4 separate regions of the Homo sapiens genome follow, and all the other regions are linked to region 2. Evidence: chromatin contacts called from ENCODE Hi-C or POLR2A ChIA-PET data. All regions are on one chromosome and are shown on one strand. The core of a region is the stretch at or near the end of the contact, and the rest is flanking DNA. Distances in the headings are between cores, read along the strand shown.

Region 1 (2,700 bases), core at 86-2,585, 690 kb after region 2:
AGTAGTTTATATTTTGGGTGTTTACTAAGCCCTTTATTTCTATTTATTATTTTTTGAGACAGTCTTGCTGTGTCGCCCAGGCTGGAGTGCAATGGCACAATCTAGGCTCACTGCAGCCTCCACCTACCAGGTTCAAGCGATTCCCCTGCCTCAGCCTCCCAAGTAGCTGGGATTACAGGTGTGCGCCACCACACCCAGCTAATTTTTGTATTTTTAGTACAGACCGGGTTTCACTATGTTGGCCAGGCTGGTCTCGAACTCCTGGCCTCATGTGATCCGCCCGCCTCGGCCTCCCAAAGTGCTGGTATTACAGGTGTGAGCCACCGCGCCGGACCTTACTATGCCCTTTAGATCTGAGCTCGGGCGGCCCCCTCTAGGCAGCCCTGCTGGCCTCAGGTCCCTGGGTCAGCCAGTTCCTCTGAGCTCCGGGGCTCCCACTTTCCCGACCACTCTGGGTTGACAGTGATGGATCAGGAGTATATCTCCCAGTGCTGAGCAAAAAGGCCGCATAGTCTGTCAACCGAATGAAAGGACGGCGTATGAGCGCATTAATGAGTACACAGATGAATGTCCTCTCTGGCTCAAAGTCCTTTTCCGGATTCCCAGGCCATGTCTCCAGAACCCAGACTTCACCCCCGAACCATGCCCCTAATCCAGACTTATTGACTACAGTAAAACTGAGGCACGTCGACGTCCTAAACGGAGGATATACAAGCACCTCCTAGATCAGTGGGGAAACTGAGGCACACGGTGCCGCTTTTGAAATGAAGTTGCCCAAGGACAGCCGGGCAAAGGACCCCGTCCGGTTTCTCCTCAGCCCCTCCCCTAGCTCCTCTATCCTGGAAAGCCCCGTCCAAATTTCTCCCATCTCTCACACTATTGGTTTAACAGGGCATCAGTCTCCAAGCGCTCTCTTCCTTTATCGGCTGGCATTTCCTACTCGCGTGGTGGCTCCTTGACCCGCCCCTTACGCCCCGCCCCGCCCTCACTACTGGGCCACCCGTACGCCCCTCTATCAGAAACCCCCCACTATTGGCCACTGGACTTTGCCGGTTCGGGCTGTGATTGGTCGTAGACAGAAGTCCATCCCCTAAGCAACCACCTGACAGGGGTTGGAGAAAGGAAAAAGGTTGGAGGGAATTCGGGTCAGACTCACGTTGAGCCGGCGGGAGGCAGATATAGGTCTTGAAGAACTCGCTTCGGCGGGCGGCCTCCTTAATACGGTTGGCAAGCGGCTTGCTGACCTGCCGGATGCCCAAGTATAGCAGCTTCGCCATAGGGAACGCGCCCACCACCATCTTGGCGGTCTCACAGGGCACGCGCAACCTTGCTGACTGGGCGGGGCGCCTCAACCTCTTCACTCCTCCCCCGCCCTCTCGTGGCCATGCGTGCGTCAGTACGTATGTACGTACGCTCGAGGGAAACTTCAGAGGCGCATCCTGACGTCACCCCGTCGACGCTGGCGTAGCGACGTCCGTTCGCTGAATATGCAAATATACACGGAAGTGAGGCGGGTCAGGGGGCGGTGCCGTTAAACGGATGCTGGAAGGCGTGTGGATTCCCACGCCCGCCTTGGCCAACGTCACTGTACTCCTTCGTGATGTCACGTTCCGAGTTGGCGTCCCCACCCAAAGGAGGCTCTTAATTAGTCCTAATTAGTCCTATGAGCCCCAAATACACCTTCCTCTGCAAGCTAGGGCTCTCATTGGGATTAAGAGGAAGCCGCGCGGTCATACAGACTTTGGCTGGGATCCCAGCTCTGCCATTTCCTCGCTGTGTAATATTAGATGAGTGGCATAACCTCTCTGGACTTCAGTATTACCGTCTACCAAATGGGAATCCTAATAGCAGTTGCCTCTTTGGGTTGTTGTGAGGCTTCTATGCTAATCTTGAGTGTAAAACAGTGGACCATGGGAAGTGGTTAGAATGGTGCCATTCATATAGTTAAGCGCTCAGTAAATAGCCCTTCTTACTATACAGGTCATGATTGCATTATTAATGCTAAATCCAGCCTGAGGGTGCATTTCACCCCCAGAAGCAGCGAATCCAACCCTTTCCCAAGTAACTGACAAGGAAACTGAGGCCCAGAGCAGGGCAGGGGGTGGCACAAGGTTCCTGCAGAGGTTGATAGCCTGGCATCTTGGCCAATAAAACCATACCCGTTCTCAAGCAACCCAACTTCCTTCATTAGGAGGTAGGTTCCCCAGGGAGCTAGTTCAGAAATAAATTTAAGGACATGTCCCAGACTGTCCTTTCTTACCCAGCAGGGAGTAAAATCATATAAACAATGTCAGGAAGGGGTTGAGAGAAATTCCTGGATGATGGAGTGCTGATGGGTAATTGAGAGATTCTCGGAGGCAGAGGGACAGAAGAAAACAGGAACAGAGGACTGGCCGCCATGGCTCACGCCTGTAATCCCAGCACTTTGGGAGGCTGAGGAGGGTGGATCACCTGAGGTCAGGAGTTTGAGACCAACCTGGCTAACATCGTGAAATCCCATCTCCACTAAAAAAAAAAAAAAATTTAGCCGGGCATGGTGGCGGGCACCTGTAATCCCAGGTACTCTGGAGGCTGAGGCAGGAGAATCGCTTGAACCTGGGAGGTAGAGGTTGCAGTGAGCCGAGATCACGCCGCTGCACTCCAGTCTTGGCGACAGAGCGAGACTCCGTCTCAAAAAAAAAAAAAAAAAAAAAAGGAAAA
Region 2 (2,700 bases), core at 175-2,674:
AGATGCAGTGGCTCATTCCTGTAATTCCAGCACTTCGGGAAACTGAGGCGGGAAGCTCGACTGAGTCCAGGAGTTAAGAGACCAGCCTGGGAAACACAGTGAGACCCCGCCTCTACGAAAGTTAGCCGGGCGTGGTGGCACGCACCTGTAGTTCAGCTACTCTGGAGGCTGAGGTAGGAGGATCGATTGAGGCCAGAAGTTCAAGGCTGCAGTAAGCTATGATGGCGCCACTGCACTCCAGCCTGAGTGACAGAGTCCAACCTTGTCTTTAAAAAAATAAAAATTAAAAAAGCAGTAACGAAAGTATAAGAGGCTCAAGTTTAATGAATAAACGGCAAGTAAAAGTAGACTAAAGGCAAAATCATGAATAATGTTGTAATAGGAGCCCAAGGCATGACGGATAATAAACCTGAATGAATGGGCCAGAGGCAGAGTGATGAATAATGGAAAAATAGGGACCGGGGGCAAGGGAGGTAACGGACAGGAGTTCATGGATCCAAAACATGATGGCTAATTAGAGAAGGGCCGGAAGAACGACGAAAGTGAGCAGGCAGGCTGGAGCTAAAAGTAGTCTGGGCAATGAAGCTCAAATGAATGGGGCAGAGGCATGATGGGTAATGGGAGAGGAATGAATGGGCCAAAGATAGAAGCCGCAGTGACGCGAGGAACAAGAGGCATGATGGGTAACGAAAGGGGTGGGTCTAAGGCAACTGTTTCGCTAAGAGGTGATGAGGGCATTGTGGGTAACGAGGAGCAGCGCAGGGTTCGCAGAACAGATTAGAATTCTCCCGAGGCACTCTGGGAAGGGCCAGCACTTCCGGTTTTAGGTCGGCTACTCCGAACCAGAGGTGGGGTGGGGGCCCGGCTGCCGCGGTGCCTGGTGGGACGCGAGGCCTGACCTTGCTGCCTAGCCGCCTCTGCCGCGCAACCCACCTTTACCTGTCCTTCGACCCTGGAACGTTAGCCAATGAGAGTACCAAGCTGATACGCCACCAAGGTCGACCCCGTACACGCTGGAGCCAATCAAAATGCTGCAAGGGTCAAAGCCGACCAATTATCACAGCAACCTCGCCGCGGGGCGGAATCAAAAGAGGGCCTCCTCCAGGAGAGAGGCGGGGCGATGCCTCAGCGGGCGTGGCAAAATGCTCAGCACAGACCAATGGCGGGTTAGCACCGGAACCCGCGGCGACGCGAGCCAATAGGCGCAGGCGCTGCGAGCCAATGGGAAGGGTGGGAGGGGCGCCGTGGCTACCCTGCGAGTGAGAACCAATACAAAAGGACATTTCAGGGAAAGTGGGCGGGACTTTATGCACAAGTCCAATGGGAAGACCGAGTCTTGACGCTGGTGGGCGGGCCTCAGGGCACACTAAACCAATGGGCTAGGTGGGGCGGGGCGACGGTGGTGGCGGCGGCGGCAGCGGGTTCGGTTGCGCGTGGCGCACGGGGTGGGAGCGGAGCCCAGGCCGGGAGCAGGCGCCGCCGCCAGTGAGAACCGGGGCCGGAGCCGGGTGCGGATTTGCTGGGGCTGAGTCGGGGGCGCGCGGGCCCTGACCTCTGCCCTCTGACCTCTCCCCTAGCAGGCGACCATGGGGAACGTGTTGGCTGCCAGCTCGCCGCCCGCAGGGCCGCCACCGCCGCCTGCGCCGGCCCTCGTGGGGCTGCCGCCACCTCCGCCCTCGCCGCCGGGCTTCACGCTGCCGCCGCTGGGAGGCAGCCTGGGCGCCGGCACCAGTACGAGTCGAAGTTCGGAACGGACCCCCGGGGCTGCAACCGCCAGCGCCTCAGGGGCCGCCGAGGATGGGGCCTGCGGCTGCCTGCCCAACCCGGGCACATTCGAGGAGTGCCACCGGAAGTGCAAGGGTGAGGGGCGAGGGGCCCCCGCTGGGCTGCGATGGCCTGGATCTCGGGGGAAGGGGGAGGACACTGGGGACTCTGGGATTTGGCGCGCACCATTGGAATTATTTAACAGCACTAGGAGGTGATGTTGGGATCGAATGGTGGAACGTTGGACTTGGGGCTTAGAATGATGGAATCAAATGCTGGAAACGGGATGGAATGTCATAGCAGTAGAGAAAAGCCTTTAGGGACCTGAGGAGCCCCGGGATCAGCCAAGCCAGACTTCTCTTGTGATCGGGAAGGCAACTGAGGCCCAAGGTCACGGTGTCAGCAAGGTGTCAGCGAGGTTCCTTGGGTATGGGACCCAAAGCCTCCGGATCCCAGCCTGGAGCAATTAGAGTAGTAGTAGTGGTGGAGATTTATGGAGTTCTGTTCTGGTGTTCATTATACGTTAACTCATTAGATCCTTGGGACAATTCTGTGTGGTGAGGGTCCCATCTTTCAGATGATGAGTTTGACCTAAAGTTGCTCAGCTTGGTGGCAGTGAGATTTGAGCAAGCAAAGGCCCTGGCCCTGTCTAACTAGGCTGTACTGCCTCTTTACAGGTGGAATCCTTTGTGAGATGTTCTGCTGTGGGTCTCTGGAGAGAGCTGGGGGTGGTAGGGAAGGAAGAGATGAGAGTTGGTGTGGGGTTGGAGTGGAGTGTGACAGCGTTTCTCTTCTCCAGAGCTGTTTCCCATTCAGATGGAGGGTGTCAAGCTCACAGTCAACAAAGGGTTGAGTAACCATTTTCAGGTGAGCCTTCCTGGTGTCCTTACCCACCAGAGATCGTCCCCGCCGTCCCCCTCCCTGCATCTGCACACT
Region 3 (2,700 bases), core at 100-2,599, 530 kb after region 2:
CCAGCCTGACCAACATGGTGAAACCCGTCTCTACTAAAAATACAAAAATTAGCCAGGCGCGCTCCTGTAATCCCAGTTACTCGGGAGGCTGAGGCAGGAGAATCGCTTGAACCCAGGAGGCAGAGGTTGCAGTGAGCCGAGATGGTGCCAGTGCACTCCAGCCTGGGCAAAAGAGCGAGACTCTGTCTCAAAAAAATAAATAAATAAATAAATAAATAGAGTAGGAAGGTCCTCTCCCCCATCATGCCCTACATCCTTAGCCCACTTTCCTTTTCTTCATAGCCAATGCTCATCACCCGTCGATTGTTTTCCCTTGGGAAGGAGATTTCAATATTGCCAGGTCCTTCCATTTACCAAAATATGTCTAAAGTGTAGATTTTTTTAAGATTGCAAAACCTGGCGATTCTTAAACACGAGCAATAAATTCATGTCTTGAAAAATCAGGGTGCTGGCCTCGTAAAACACATCAGGGGCTACCTGCTGAATGCCAGTGTCTGGCCTCTGCCTTAGCCCTCTCTTAGAACCACCCATCCATTTCACAGATGGGGAAACTGGGACCTGGGGAGGACCAAGGACTGTTTCCCCAAGTCGTCCGTGGCCCCCAAATCCACTAACCCACACCCTGGTCCCACAGGCCCCATCCTATCCTCTTCGTCCTAACAGCCCCCAGCCTCCCAGGGGCCCCGCATCTCCTTGTCCTACCACTCCAGGAGGGACCTCATCCTCGTCGAGGGGTATCACAAATTTCTTCCTTGCTGGCGGCCCTGAGGGCTGGGGCACCCCCTCTTTGTCCTTCCCAGGGTCCATCTGGAGCCTGAAAGGGAAGGTGCCAGGAGCGAGTGAGCCACTGGCGTCTACGTTCTCATCCCGCAGCAGGAACCCCCCACTCACAGCCGTCCCCCACAAAACTCCGAGAGCTCCATAGCGTCAGGTCCCCAACACCCAGCGCTAGAGGCTCTGTAACGCCACGCCCCTTTGACCTCCACCTTCGGCTCGCCCCGCCCCTTACAGGTCCACAAGTCCCATCGCTCCGCCCCTCGCCCCCACCGGATTCTATTGGCTCCGTCCCCACCATCCCCCGCCTTCCGTTCGTCCGGCCCCCGAGGCTAGCATCTGGACGCCCTCCCCACGCCTGGCCTTGTCCATCTCTCAGACTCGGCAATGATTGGCTTCCGCGGCGCCAATCTCCACCCGCAGTCTCCGCCTCCCGCACCTGTGGTCCGGGCCTCACGGTTTCAGCGCCGCGAGGCCTCACCTGCTGGTCTTGGAGCCTCAAGGGAAAGACTGCAGAGGGATCGAGGCGGCCCACTGCCAGCACGGCCAGCGTGGCCCAGGGCTCGCAGCACTTCCGGCCTCTCTGGCCCCGCTCCCCAGGAGAGTAGAGCATAGAGCAGGGCGATCTCTGTACAACTCTCTATGGTTCTGGAGGACCGCGGAGGTCGTGGGAGGAGAGAGATGTGGCCTGAGGATCTGGCTCCCAAACTGTTAAGTTTCAAAGCCCTTACTGAGCGCTTCTGTGTGCCCAGAATCCTGGCAGGGCTCAGTGGAGAACAGATCGCAGGAGATCCAACTTGGTCCCTCCTCTCAGTAAGGAGAGACTTAAGTTTGAATCCAACTCAGACATTGACTTGGCTTCAGTTTCCTCATTCATTCATTTATTCCACACCTATTCCCCCCACGCGCTTCCTCTCTTCCCGGTCCTGTGCGAGTCCGTGCTGGTGACACAGCAGTGACCAACGACAGCCCCGTGTTGTCCTCCCGGAGCTTACGGTTCAGTAAGGGACACAGACACGTTCCCAGTGCTGACCCAGAATGGGCAGGTCTGGGATGGGAGATCCCGGGAGAGCCGTGGGATGGGGGTCAGGGGGAGCGCCTGACTCAGCCCCGGAGTCCGGAAGGGCTTCCTGGAGGAAGGGACATCTGAGCAGGGGCCTGGCTGATGAGTTAGTATTAGTCACTTCCTGAAAGGATAGTATCACACTGTTCTAACTTGCAGCTCTCTGATTACTAAGGAAATGGAATGTTTTTTGTGAAAGTATTGGTCTTGTAAATTTTGTCTTCTGTGAATTGCTTGCTCATATTCCTTGTCCATTTTTAAAATGGGTTGTATGGCTTTTTTATTACTATTAATTTCTAGGGGTACTTTATGGATTCTGATTCTAATCCTTAGTTACCCATATTGCAAACATTTCCTCCTAGTTTCTACTTTGGGCTTTAACTTTAGTTATTTTTGGCACAGAAGTTATTTGTGTTTATGCGCAACTATTTATCAATCTGTTCCGTTCTGACTTTTGCTTTTGGTGTGTTAAGAGCCCTGCCATAACCCAGGGTCATAATGATAAATTCTTTTTTTTCTTTTTTTTTTTTTTTTCGAGACGGAGTTTCGCTCTTATTACCCAGGCTGGAGTGCAATGGCGCGATCTCAGTTCACTGCACCTCCCCCTCCCGGGTTCAAGCGATTCTCCTGCCTCCTTAGTAGCTGGGATTACAGGCATGTGCCACCATGCCCGGCTAATTTTTTTTTTTTTTTTTTTTTTTTGTATTTTTAGTAGAGACGGGGTTTCACCATGTTGGCCAGGCTGGTCTCAAACTCCTGACCTCAGCTGATCCTGAGGTCACTTTGTGACCTCCCAAAGTGCTGGGATTACAGTGCACGGCTATAATGATATATTCTATCATTTCTTTTATCTACGTAAAAGA
Region 4 (2,700 bases), core at 116-2,615, 510 kb after region 2:
TTGGCAACCACGGTTATTATTTTTAATTTCATTTCAGGTTATCATCAAATGCCCTTCAAGCCCAGACATTGGGAAACACTCCTCTCTCATCAGATGCTCGCCTCCCCCATTCTGTTTTTAATCCCCCTTCTTAGGACGCATGGGGGTGGAGAGAACGGGGAGATAGACAGAGGGAGGTGCCTGGTCCTGCCCTCCCCCCGCCTCAAGGACAGACAGACACCTCCAGAATTAGCCTCTGTCCCTCCCTTATCTCCCACAATACCCCAGGTCAGACAGATGGGCGTGGAGGTGACATTTCTCACCTCAGGGTCAGGGCAAGGAGCCCTGAGGCAGAAGGTTAGTCAGAAAATCTGGCGGGGGCGGATGGAATCCCGTCCCCCAGAGAGCTGCAGAAGAAGGAGGAGGCAGAATCCTGACCCTACAAACTCTACTGCCTGTGTGAGCTCCAAGCCTCAGTTTACCCCTTCCTCTCCGTGTAATGGTTAAATGCCCGGCTATGCAAACCTCCCAGAATCCAATAGCCGCTTTCCGGAATTCTGCCCTGGGTTCTAGAACTACCTCTGCAAACCCAGCTGTTTCCCACCCCATAAGGCAATAGGGGAGCCCACCTCCGCCAGGGGGTGCCCTAGGGCGGATGTCCCTTCTCTGGTTAGGCAGGTCTGACGCCCAGGTTAATGACATGTTGGGTTCGCTCAGCGGCACAGAGGAGGTTGGAGATCTGCCTCGGTGTTTTCTCTCCTACCCCGCCCCCATCCCCGAGCCGAAAAGTCGGGGGAGAGCCGGGACACAGCCTCCGGAGGGACCCCGGGTACCTGTCCTGCTCCACTTCAGGAACCCAGGCTCCACTATCCCTGCCCCACCCTTAATTCTGCTCAGAGACCTAGAAGATCGGTCGAGACAGCAGCTTGAGGCTGGCAGGGTGGTCACCCATTCCACCTTGAGCCCCACCAGTCTGAGCCTCTCATTTCTGACCAAGACTCGGGGATTCGAACCCCTATACTACCCAAAGACTCGGCTTCCTAGAGCCCCCCAGTTCGAGGGACTCAGGAATTCCAGCTCCAACGTCTCCCCGGGATGAAGGGGTAGAATCCCTCCATTCCAAGAATTCAGGCATCCGAACCCGCTTTCCTTCCCTCCAGTAAAACAGGCAACGGAGTTTCCTTCTAAGGATCCAGGTGTCGGCGCGCCCCAAATTCCGCCCTGGGACCTGGCGTCCGAGTCCCCTCCCAATCCTCCCAGGGACGCGGGTGTTGGGCTTTTTCAGGGCCTCTGGTCCCCAGGAGGGTGAAACTCACGGATCCGGGCAGATCCTGGCACCTGGGGGCTTCCTCCAGCTCGGGCTCCGGCTTGGGGAGCGGAGAACGGGGCGGGGCAGGAGCTGGGAACAGGTTAGACGACGTGACTTGGGCTGGAGGGAGGCGGGTCCCGGTGGGGAGGGGGAGCCAAGGTCGCCTCGAGCACCTTGGGACTTGTAGTCCCGGAGGGACAGGACGTAGCCCAAGACGATCCCATTTGGATTCACCCAGAGTCCATTTCACAGACAGGAAGGGCGAGGCCCAGAAGCCGAGAGCGACCAGGCCAGGGAGATACAGAAGAGCCGAGACGCCTGCCTCGCTGTGGCTGGAGACTGACTCCTGAGCCCTTGCCCCACCCCTTCAGGCGCACTATCCCCTTTCCTGATCAGTATCCCCCAGGGTCTCTGAGCCCGAATCTCCCCGTCGATAAAAAGCGCGGGTTGGATCTTCAAAGGATGTCCCAGCAAGAGTTCAAAATCTTAGTTTGGACTACAACCCCCAGCAGCCTCCGCGACCGCCCTCGGGCGACTCTTTGCCTCGGGTCCTGTGGGAATTGTAGTCCTGGAGCCCGCAGGGGCTGCACCCCGGTGTCTCTCTCGCCCACGCGAAGGAAACCGTCTGGAGATCCTGGATAGGGGAAACATTTCCCCTTCCCCTTGACCCTCCCTCCGCTCTGGAAAGCCTCTCCCACCTGGGGAGAAGGGGTGCCCCAATTCTGGAGTAGGATCCTAAATCTTGGCAGAGGGGGCGGGAAGTGGCGCTGACACACTGGCCAGGAATGCAGTCGGGTCACCCTGTCTAGCCACCGTCTCGCGGCTCCAACCGCCGCCCAACGCGGGGCGGCCCCAGTGGGAAGGGAAGTGGGTGCGTCCCCCAAATCTGTGTCCACGTGCCGCTGTTTACACGCTCCCTGGGGCAGGGAGGAGTCGCCGATCAGGTCCCTTCCTGAAAGTCATCGAGGTTTCCCACGCATGAGACTAAACCCCCGAGGGCATCTACAAGTCCCATTTGATCCACAAACGCTACACCGTGCCCAGCACCACTCCACGCGTGTGGGGCTCCTGGGTCCGAGGCTCCGCCCTCGAGAACCACAAGCTCCTCCCCCTATGTTTCCCGCTCCCCCGGAGTCCAGAAGCCCCGCCCCTGGCTGGAACTTCACGCCCTCCGGACGGATTGCCCCTATTTCTCCATTTTCCCGCTTCTCCCAGTCAAGTTCTGAACTTGTGAGGCATCTGGGCCTCCCCAGAAGACATTTAACACAGAAAGCACAGCCCTACTAACTAGTATTCTTACCTGTCTCTTCAAGAATTTCAGACCAATCGACCGTCCTGTCTCTTTAAGGCTTAGGAAGAGCAGTGTGGCTGCCCCTTTAAGGAGGCGTTGCAACAAACCATATTGGACAGAC

What was found. A loop is a pair of places that touch in the nucleus more often than their neighbours do. ChIA-PET counts read pairs that join two places held with the same protein, here RNA polymerase II (POLR2A). Pooled maps may share reads with other maps.
Region 1: a pooled map shows a loop between it and region 2 (30-fold over the local background). The contact joins the promoter of OPA3 here to the promoter of TOMM40 in region 2. A Hi-C loop is called at or near these places in 2 of 37 single-sample maps with no recorded cell type and 11 of 50 pooled maps. POLR2A ChIA-PET finds 5 or more read pairs at or near these places in 3 of 52 experiments (GM12878, Panc1 and activated T-cell).
Region 3: a pooled map shows a loop between it and region 2 (7-fold over the local background). The contact joins the promoter of ERCC1 here to the promoter of TOMM40 in region 2. A Hi-C loop is called at or near these places in 1 of 37 single-sample maps with no recorded cell type and 5 of 50 pooled maps. POLR2A ChIA-PET finds 5 or more read pairs at or near these places in 1 of 52 experiments (HEK293).
Region 4: a map of naive thymus-derived CD4-positive, alpha-beta T cell shows a loop between it and region 2 (16-fold over the local background). The contact joins the promoter of PPP1R13L here to the promoter of TOMM40 in region 2. A Hi-C loop is called at or near these places in 2 of 168 maps with a recorded cell type or tissue (CD4-positive, alpha-beta memory T cell and naive thymus-derived CD4-positive, alpha-beta T cell), 2 of 37 single-sample maps with no recorded cell type and 14 of 50 pooled maps. POLR2A ChIA-PET finds 5 or more read pairs at or near these places in 1 of 52 experiments (WTC11).

The regions. Positions count from the first base shown.
Region 1 is chr19:45,583,467-45,586,166 of GRCh38, forward strand. OPA3 (outer mitochondrial membrane lipid metabolism regulator OPA3) reads right to left here and starts at 1,336. Exons shown (of 2, transcript NM_025136.4): 1 at 1,157-1,336. The coding sequence starts at 1,298. RefSeq lists enhancers at 1-380, 1,216-1,395.
Region 2 is chr19:44,889,830-44,892,529 of GRCh38, forward strand. It overlaps TOMM40 (translocase of outer mitochondrial membrane 40), which reads left to right and starts at 1,425. Exons shown (of 9, transcript NM_001128917.2): 1 at 1,425-1,860; 2 at 2,564-2,631. The coding sequence starts at 1,587. RefSeq lists enhancers at 1-482, 652-811 and a silencer at 1,122-1,761.
Region 3 is chr19:45,422,568-45,425,267 of GRCh38, forward strand. ERCC1 (ERCC excision repair 1, endonuclease non-catalytic subunit) reads right to left here and starts at 1,350. Exons shown (of 10, transcript NM_001983.4): 1 at 1,214-1,350; 2 at 703-814. The coding sequence starts at 807. RefSeq lists enhancers at 1,336-1,425, 1,486-1,535, 1,784-2,078.
Region 4 is chr19:45,403,704-45,406,403 of GRCh38, forward strand. It overlaps PPP1R13L (protein phosphatase 1 regulatory subunit 13 like), which reads right to left and starts at 1,366. Exons shown (of 13, transcript NM_006663.4): 1 at 1,296-1,366. RefSeq lists enhancers at 1,252-2,047, 2,018-2,217.